Linked DNA regions of Homo sapiens: region 1 is linked to region 2. Evidence: read pairs that join two places in POLR2A ChIA-PET (ENCODE). Cell type or tissue: OCI-LY7. All regions are shown on one strand. Region 1 overlaps ARHGAP18 (Rho GTPase activating protein 18). Region 2 has its middle 34 kb from the start of ARHGAP18.

Region 1 (4,000 bases), 56 kb before region 2:
TGTATAAAGGTTATTGTTACATATTTTTCATTAAAAAGAGATGTCAAAAAAGCCCAGCCTTCTCAAAAATTCTATTCAGACTTAAATGCAACCATTAAATGTGCTGATCACGGTGATCACTTGATAGTTTTTTCCATATTCAAAAATACAAGGCAGCTTTTTTTTTTCCTCTCCCACTTCCTCTTATTTTCCCCTCTGATCTACACACAAAAATGAATTTAGTTAATACTTGAGTTCCCAGAAGTGAGAAGTCCAGATGGTTTTCTCCCTACTCAAGCCCTCCTCTAGGAAACGAAGAAGTCTTTTTGCAACAACCCTGCCTGTATGTTGGCAACAACTTTCAAAATCAAAAGCAAGTTGACCCCACTGTAAAAGAAAAATGCTTCTTCAGCCCTTACATTGCCGGGGGCGGGCGGAGGGGCAGAAAAATCAGAAAAGAAAAGGAAAAGTCTGTGCTAAAGGAAAATTAAATAAATTTGGGTTTTTGCAAAAGACCCTAACACCGAGCTCTCCCGTGATGCAGCACAGCTTCTCGGAACCCAACTCTTACTATTTCCTCGGATCCCCTCTCTGGATAAAGGTTCTTTTCCCAGCAGGGCCGTTCATTTGCATGGTAAGTACCAACATAGTGTAAAATATGAACTCCCACGCTCCCAAACCCTCCTACCATGGCTGCCCTGTGTTCCTCAGCCACTTTCTCCTTTGCACTGTCCCCTACAGGCTGGGCTGCTCATCTCCTAGTGAGCTTGCCTTCCCAGCCATTCCCATAAGACTCTCTGCACATTCTACAAGTGATGTTCAGGGAGCATCTGAAAGCTTACCTCACCTCCAAATCTCACCAATCAGAGGAGCCTCCAGCCTACCACTCCACCAGTAAGATATGAGGATAGAGGTTCCCTGCGCAGGTAAGCTGGCAAAGACCAGACGCTTACCCAGAGCTGCCTTGGCTCCTCACAGGGCACCGACTTCTTCAAAGTTCAGTCTCTTCCCTAGGATACTGAGAAAGCCACCCACCTGGATATTCCAGAGAAATATGGGCTGAACTTCCAGAATCCTCAGATTTGCAACTATAGAAGTGTTTAAGTGTTACAAGTTATAAGTTATATGGATTTGTCTTTCTCCAGATTGATATATTTTTCAGGAGTCAGGGGAGTCATCCCGTCATCTTTCACTGAATTCCCTCCCTAATAAAACCTTTTTTTTTTTTTTTTTTTGAGATGGAGTCTCGCTCTCGTGGCCCAGGCCGGTGTGCAATGGCGCGATCTCGGATCACTGCAACCTCCACCTCCTAGGTTCAAGCGATCCTCCTGCCTCAGCCTCCGGAGTAGTTGGGATTACAGGCACCGGCCACCACACCTGGCTAATTTTTTTTTCTTTTTTTTTTCTTTTTTTTTTTTTTTTTTGTATTTTTGTAGAGACGAGGTTTCACCATGTTGGCCAGGCTAGTCTCAAACTCCTAACCTCAGGTTATTCACACAACTCAGCCTCCGAAAGCTCTGGGATTACAGGCGTGAGTCACTGCGCCTGGCCATAAAACCATTCTTTGCAAGCACAGTTTCATCCCTTTGAGATGACAGTTGGCTACAGATGTTGAACAGGTATGCAGGGACCAGTTTCTATGCACCCCACCTTTAGGACTTGCAACTCTAGTTCACGGGTCTCAGAGAAGTTGTAAGTTACCAGTTTCCAACATTCCAAATTACTGCAAATGCCAGAAACTACAAATGTTTGGAAATGCCAAGAGTCTGAGGATCTACTGACACAGCATATAGCTGAAACCTCACCCACATAGTGTTAAGAAAGCGTTTCCTGCCTGTCTGGGGCTGACAAACCACAACAACCCTTTTCTTCTTCCTCAGGCACCAAGCAGGACTCATCAGGACACCTGGGCTCAGGCTCAAACCCTATCAAAGCAGGGCTGTACTGAGGACGCACCTTCATTCTCTTCCCAGAACAAGTGAAGGAAATAGGAGAGGATCTTTGCTCTAGGAAAGCAGGCTTCAGACAGGAAGTGGCAACAATTCATACAAGGTGCCATTCTTTCCTCTAACCCACACCTTAACCTGTGTTGACCATCTCCCTCTCTCATCACAATATCTCTAGATTCTTCCACATACTTATTGAAAACTATGTTCATGACACGACAGAGGAGGTAACTGTCTCAGATAGCATAAGAAGTTCAATAGTAACCAAACATTTTTTTTTAAGTTATTTCCAGTGGGCCTGTGTGCTTTAGCTCACTTAAATCTTCACAACACCACTGAGGCACAGAGATGTTTTGTAACTCACCCACGGTCAGTTAACCAATAAGGGTAGATCTGAGATACAAAACCATGCCATCTCGTCATCGAGAGCTCCCTCTTCCCACTACAGTGTCAATCCATCAGAACAGTTCCAGTTCAGTAGACCCAGTGATCCATGATGGAGCAATTGGGTATTCTGAAGAGTGGGCAGTTCACAAGCAGACATGGATGAAAAGAAATCCCAATTCTTCAGTCAAGATTGACCTTTAAGACTTTCCACAAAGTGGCCTCAACCTCTCGTTCCAGTCTTTTCTTCTCCTCCCCAAGAGCCACGTCAGCATCCTTACATATCAGCTCCCTTCCAAACTTCTCTCTCTTCAGAATGTATTTACCTTTTTCCCCTAAAACCCAATCCTATCCAACTGCTCCAGCAAGATGAAACCTGAAACTTTCTCTGATCTTCTTAGTTGGATGTAAGACGTCATTCTTCTGTAAACACCTATAGCAAGGTTTAAAAATGATGTAACATTATAATAATTATAACTTCCAGTCCTGTAACACAGATATGACAGTGCTTATCATCCTTAGTAGAAAACATGGGATAGTACATAAAGCACCTGTTAACAAACTCCAAGGAGTTACCACAGCACAGTTTTTAAAAAACACGTCTTATCAGCTGGGTGCCGTGGCTCATGCCTGTAGTCCCAGCACTTTGGGAGGCCGAGGCGGGTGGATCACCTGAGGTCAGGAGTTCAAGACCAGCCTGACCAACATGGTGAAATTCTGTCTCTACTAAAAGTACAAAATTAGCCAAGCATGGTGGCACATGCCTGTAATCCCAGCTACTTGGGAGGCTTAGGCAGGAGAATCACTTGAACCCAAGAGGCAGAGGTTGCAGTGAGCCGAGATCGCACCATTGCCCTCCAGCCTGGGCAACAAGAATGAAACTCCAAGTCAAAAAAAAAAAATATGCCTTATCATTGGTAGCTACTACACTGGCTAATGAAATCCAAATATAGCTGCTACCAGTGACAATGATTCCATATTTTGGAGATTCAATAGACTGATGCTAAGAGCACTGCATCTAACTATTGTCTAATATAAAAACTTCTATTTTCTTCCTGTCTCCTTGAGAATCTCAATGTCACAGAGCCAACAAGAGGCAAATTCTAAGTAATTCTTTAGCATGCAAAACGTATGTGCTATTACTCTTCTTTGTCTGGAATTTATTAAACAAGCAGAATCAAGGGAGCAAATCTGAAATTTCTGGAGGAATAAATGGGTGCTGCCACTAATGATCATCTCTGAGGCCTTGTCAGGCATTTGGGAACAAACTTACCAGTCTCCAGCCTGAAAGACACCAAGGAGAAACCTGACAGCTGAGAAGCTCTGATTTCCCTCTCACATGAGGATAAGAGAAACCAGCATGTATTATTTTTTTGGTTGCTTGGATGGTTTTGTTTTTTGTCTTTTTTGAGACTAAGTCTCACTCTGTCACCCAAGCTAGAGTGCAGTAGCGTGATCTCGGCTCACTGCAATCTCTGCCTCCCGGGTCAAGCAACTCTCCTGCCTCCACCTCCAGAGTAGCTTGGATTATGGGCATGCACCTTCATGAACGGCTAATTTTTGTATTTTTGGTAGAGACAGGGTTTCACCATGTTGGCCAAGCTGGTCTCCAACTCCTAGCCTCAAATGATCTGCCCACCTCAGCCTCCCAAAGTGCTGAAATGGGCATGTATTGTTTTTTAACTACCCCA
Region 2 (4,000 bases):
CTTGTTTTTATTGAACATTCCCTCAAACTTATTTGGCTGTCCAAACTGCTCTCTCTCCTCCTACTCCCATCTTAAGTGACAACTGGGAACATCTCAAAGGATACGCTTCGGAAACATCAGTGTATCAGGGGCACCAGGTCCATCCTGAAGTTCCCAGCTGCCCTCTAGCCTGCCCGCCATCTTCTTCTACACACACACACCAGAGCACCACCACTGAAAACCCACTGCCACTCACCATTGACACCCTGGTGGCTCCAAATGCTACCCCTTGGGACGTGCTATTTGCTCAGTGTGACTAGTCTGCTCCCACTTAGGCCTCCCAGCTGGTAAATGCCTTCTCACTCTTCACCAAGTTCTGGTAAAACTTGCTCGTCTCTGCTAGAGAGGCTTAGACATTTTACATTCCAGTTTTCTAGACTTCCATTTTACATTCCAGTTTTCACCCTTCTAGACATTTCCACAATATATTATAATTGATTGTCTTCTTGTGTAACACCCTACACACAAGTCTAAAGGTAAGATCCCTAGATGGTAGGTCGTTTTCCTTTTTTTACTAAGGTAGACTGTCAGATAAGAGAGTCTTAAATATTGTTAAATTAATGAATCAATGAACAGTAAATTATGATACGAGCTCTTTTCAGGGAGGGAAAGCAAAATGAAATAGCAGATTAAGGTGCCTTGCTATATTCTTATTTCATCAACTAACATATGGTGTTCAAAGTCTTATTAAAAGTGTATTTCTGAGTAACCTCAGATCTCTCCATTTATTATCCAGTGAAAAAACATCTGTCAGTAATGGGTTATCCTGTAAAAAAATTAAAAAGGCTGGGTGTGGTAGCTCACACCTGTAATCCCAGCACTCTAGGGAGCCAAGGCGGGTGGATCACCTGAAGTCAGGAGTTCAAGATCAGCCTGGCCAACATGGTGAAACCCCATGTCTACAAAAATACAAAAATTAGCCAGATGTGGTGGCACATGCCTGTAATCCCAGCTACTTGGGAGGCTGAGGCAGCAGAATCGCTTGAACCCAGGAGGCAGAGGCTGCAGTGAGCCGAGATTGTGCCACTGCACTCCAGCCTGGGCAACAGAGCGAGACTCTGTCTCAAAATAATAAAAAAAAAAAAAGAAAAAAAAGGACTAAATATCACTGAATATACATTTTAAAATGGGTAAAATTATGTTTCATATTATGTATATTTTACCACAATAAAAAAGCAAATAGAAACAAGAATTATTTTCTAATTGTTATGGGAGAGGGAAACATACTTAGTAAACTAATACAATACCTACAATTTTTTAACCAATTTCTTTGAATGGACAATTTTTAAATGTGTTGAGCTGAAATTGAAAACAAATCTAAGGGTAGAAACAAAGCAAGTGAAATGAAGTTATGAAAGCATAGATCCATGTTTTTATTATAAAATGAAACCACAAAGAGCCCCTTAATTAGAGAAAACAGAGAGCTATTACTGTAAATGACATCCCCATTAGTACTACTTAAATGGCAAGGGACAGCTTACAGCTCACGTGTGACTATGAAGTTAACTGGTTTTACAATAAAACACATTCTAACACTGTCTAAGAACTGTCTATGAGTGAGATTTTTATGTGGTTCATAAGCTTATTCCAAAAGACATCCCGGTATAGGGGTTCCTAGGGTACTTTGACATCTGAGGGACAAGTTGTAATAACAGATCCTTGAGCCCTTTACTCATAAATTTTCTTCAAAGGGGATAATGTTTCTGCTTTGATTTAGACTAATCAGCAGTGACTTTATAGGCAAACTGCTTCTTTATTTTGGAACTTTAATCAAAAGCTCTAGTCTTTATAATATATACAGAAAAAGCAACTACATTTAAACTCAGTCCATCATTCACGTGACTTATAGATATACAGATCAAACACATTCTGCTTCTTTTATTTTTGCCATTCTCAAAAATAAAGCACTTCTTAAATTGCTTTAACTAAGATTTTCCAGGTTTCCTTTATATATTATGTAACGTGTAACTCTGAGGAAAAAAATCATCAGTGAAGAAATAGTTAATCATATAAAAAAAAGTGCCAGCCCAACCACAGAAACAACACTTTCCTAGAAATAGTCAAAGCATACCAGATAAAGAGCAGTAACAACTTTCTAAAAACAAATTCCCGAATTTTCTGTGCACCTCTTGTAGTTATTTTTCTTAATCAAATGTGAAAAAGATAAGGGAAAAAAGTATTATCCATTGACTCTGATGATGTGGTGGCAAACAATAAGGTTAGTATTTTCTGTCACCTTTTTCTTGAGATGAGGCTAGGAATCCCTGTACTTTTTAATCCCCAGTATCTGCCATAGGCCACATGGAGTTAATGGATTTATTTTTTCCACTACTTCTTGTAGACAGATAATCCAGGATCATAAAATAGAAGAAACCAGTTCACACAGACTGAGTGCAGCCAAGTGGCCATCAGCTTCTTCCTGTTCCACTTCACTGAGCAATTACTGAACAGACGAGCTGTACAGACTCTAAATGAACATCGTCACTACCTCTCACTTGTTTTTTGCTTCTGACCTCTTTAAAGGTTCGGACAAAGTAGGTACATTTTGTAGAAACCTAAATAACTTATGAGAGGAGTACAAAGTAAAAGCTAGTTATCAATTCTGCATGGCCTGCCATGCCCTTTCACCATCCTGGGGACATAACTTCCCCCCAAATGATTCCAGTATCAAATACCATTATTTTGTTGCTACTTGATCTACTTCTAAGGCCTAGTGTTTAGACCTTGACATATAGCTTTGTCAAACAAAGCTTCCATCCTCCCCACTCTGCAGCTTCTCTCCCTAGTCCCATGACCCTCTCTCTCTCCACGGAATTCTACACTTGAATCTCTGACTCATCCCTTTGTGTTTTCCCAGAGTTGACACTTGATCTGCTTGGGCTGTGGTCCCAGCCCATCCCTTACAACTTAGCTAACTTTCCCTATACTTGTCTTCAGAGATGCTGGACTTACGATATCAACCAACCTGCTCTCTAGCTGACCAAATTCCAGACACTGGCACCCCGGGCCTGCTACTTCACTGTAATTTGTAGACTGCATACTCGATACAATAAAGAGTATGAAGTTATTATGTTGGTGCAAAAGTAATTGCGGTTTTCATTACTTTTGATGGCAAAAACCGCAATTACTTTTGCACCAATCTAATATTTGGCAGTAATGCCCAAGCTATTTGGGGAGGTGGGAGAAGGGACACATTTGCACAGCTAAAGACTAAGACTTGATAATAAGAACTCTGATTCAAAAACGAGACATATATCAAGGGAAAAACTACATCTTGTCAGCACAATGTGAAACATGCAAGAGGCTTCAGAGAACTGTAATATGTGACACATCGAATAAGCTTACCTCAAAATATAAGTGAAGAGAAAGGTATCAGAACATCCTTTAAAGTACATTATATGCAAAGTTAGTAAGAGTAAGTTTGGCCATTTTCAACAAATCCTTTTTTTCCCACATAACCACAGATATAAAAGAATCTCTGGATAATATTACAGGAGTAATAGTGGAGGAGACACAGAAAAGCACGTGCAGTCTCTACCATCCAGGTACAAATAGCAGGAAACAATTATGTATATAATAAAAGTTTTCCCAACCCTCTGTAAAACCCACAACAGAAGCAGAATGTTGGAAACTTGCAGGCTTCTATCTAGGTTGGGGGAGCTTTTCTCTGGTTATATATGTTTACCAAGAATTGGCAAGCTATTAGCTAGTTGGACCTATTATTCCAATCAGATAAATTTTATATCAAACTGATGAAATGAGTTCAAAAAGAATGGCTTCTATAAAAACAAACGTGAATGCCACATGAATCCTTCAAAAGGCAGGTTGCCAAGAAAAACTGCAGTTGAATTAGGAGAGAGCTAGACAGCTATAAAAAAACTAGAGAGAAATTTATAAAAATCTAGAATTCGGCCGGGCATGGTGGCTCACACCTGTAATCCCAGCACTTTGGGAGGCTGAG

Evidence for each region. Peaks named below come from ENCODE experiments on the same cell type or tissue, not always from the same donor. Only the 100,000 strongest peaks of a DNase experiment are listed, where the experiment ranks them.
Region 1: POLR2A ChIA-PET joins it to region 2 with 5 read pairs; 10 of 35 experiments call an interaction of 5 or more read pairs at or near these places.

The regions. Positions count from the first base shown.
Region 1 is chr6:129,685,594-129,689,593 of GRCh38, forward strand. All of the region lies in intron 1 of ARHGAP18 (Rho GTPase activating protein 18), which reads right to left. Among named protein-coding and RNA genes, the nearest start is that of ARHGAP18, 23 kb to the right of the region's middle. In OCI-LY7, a CTCF peak has its summit at 712 (motif pointing left); a DNase peak (open chromatin) is centred at 1,848; H3K4me3 peaks cover 1,309 bases; H3K27ac peaks cover 591 bases.
Region 2 is chr6:129,741,942-129,745,941 of GRCh38, forward strand. No RefSeq gene overlaps it. Among named protein-coding and RNA genes, the nearest start is that of ARHGAP18, 34 kb to the left of the region's middle. In OCI-LY7, no CTCF peak of the experiment used is centred here; a DNase peak (open chromatin) is centred at 2,470; H3K4me3 peaks cover 394 bases.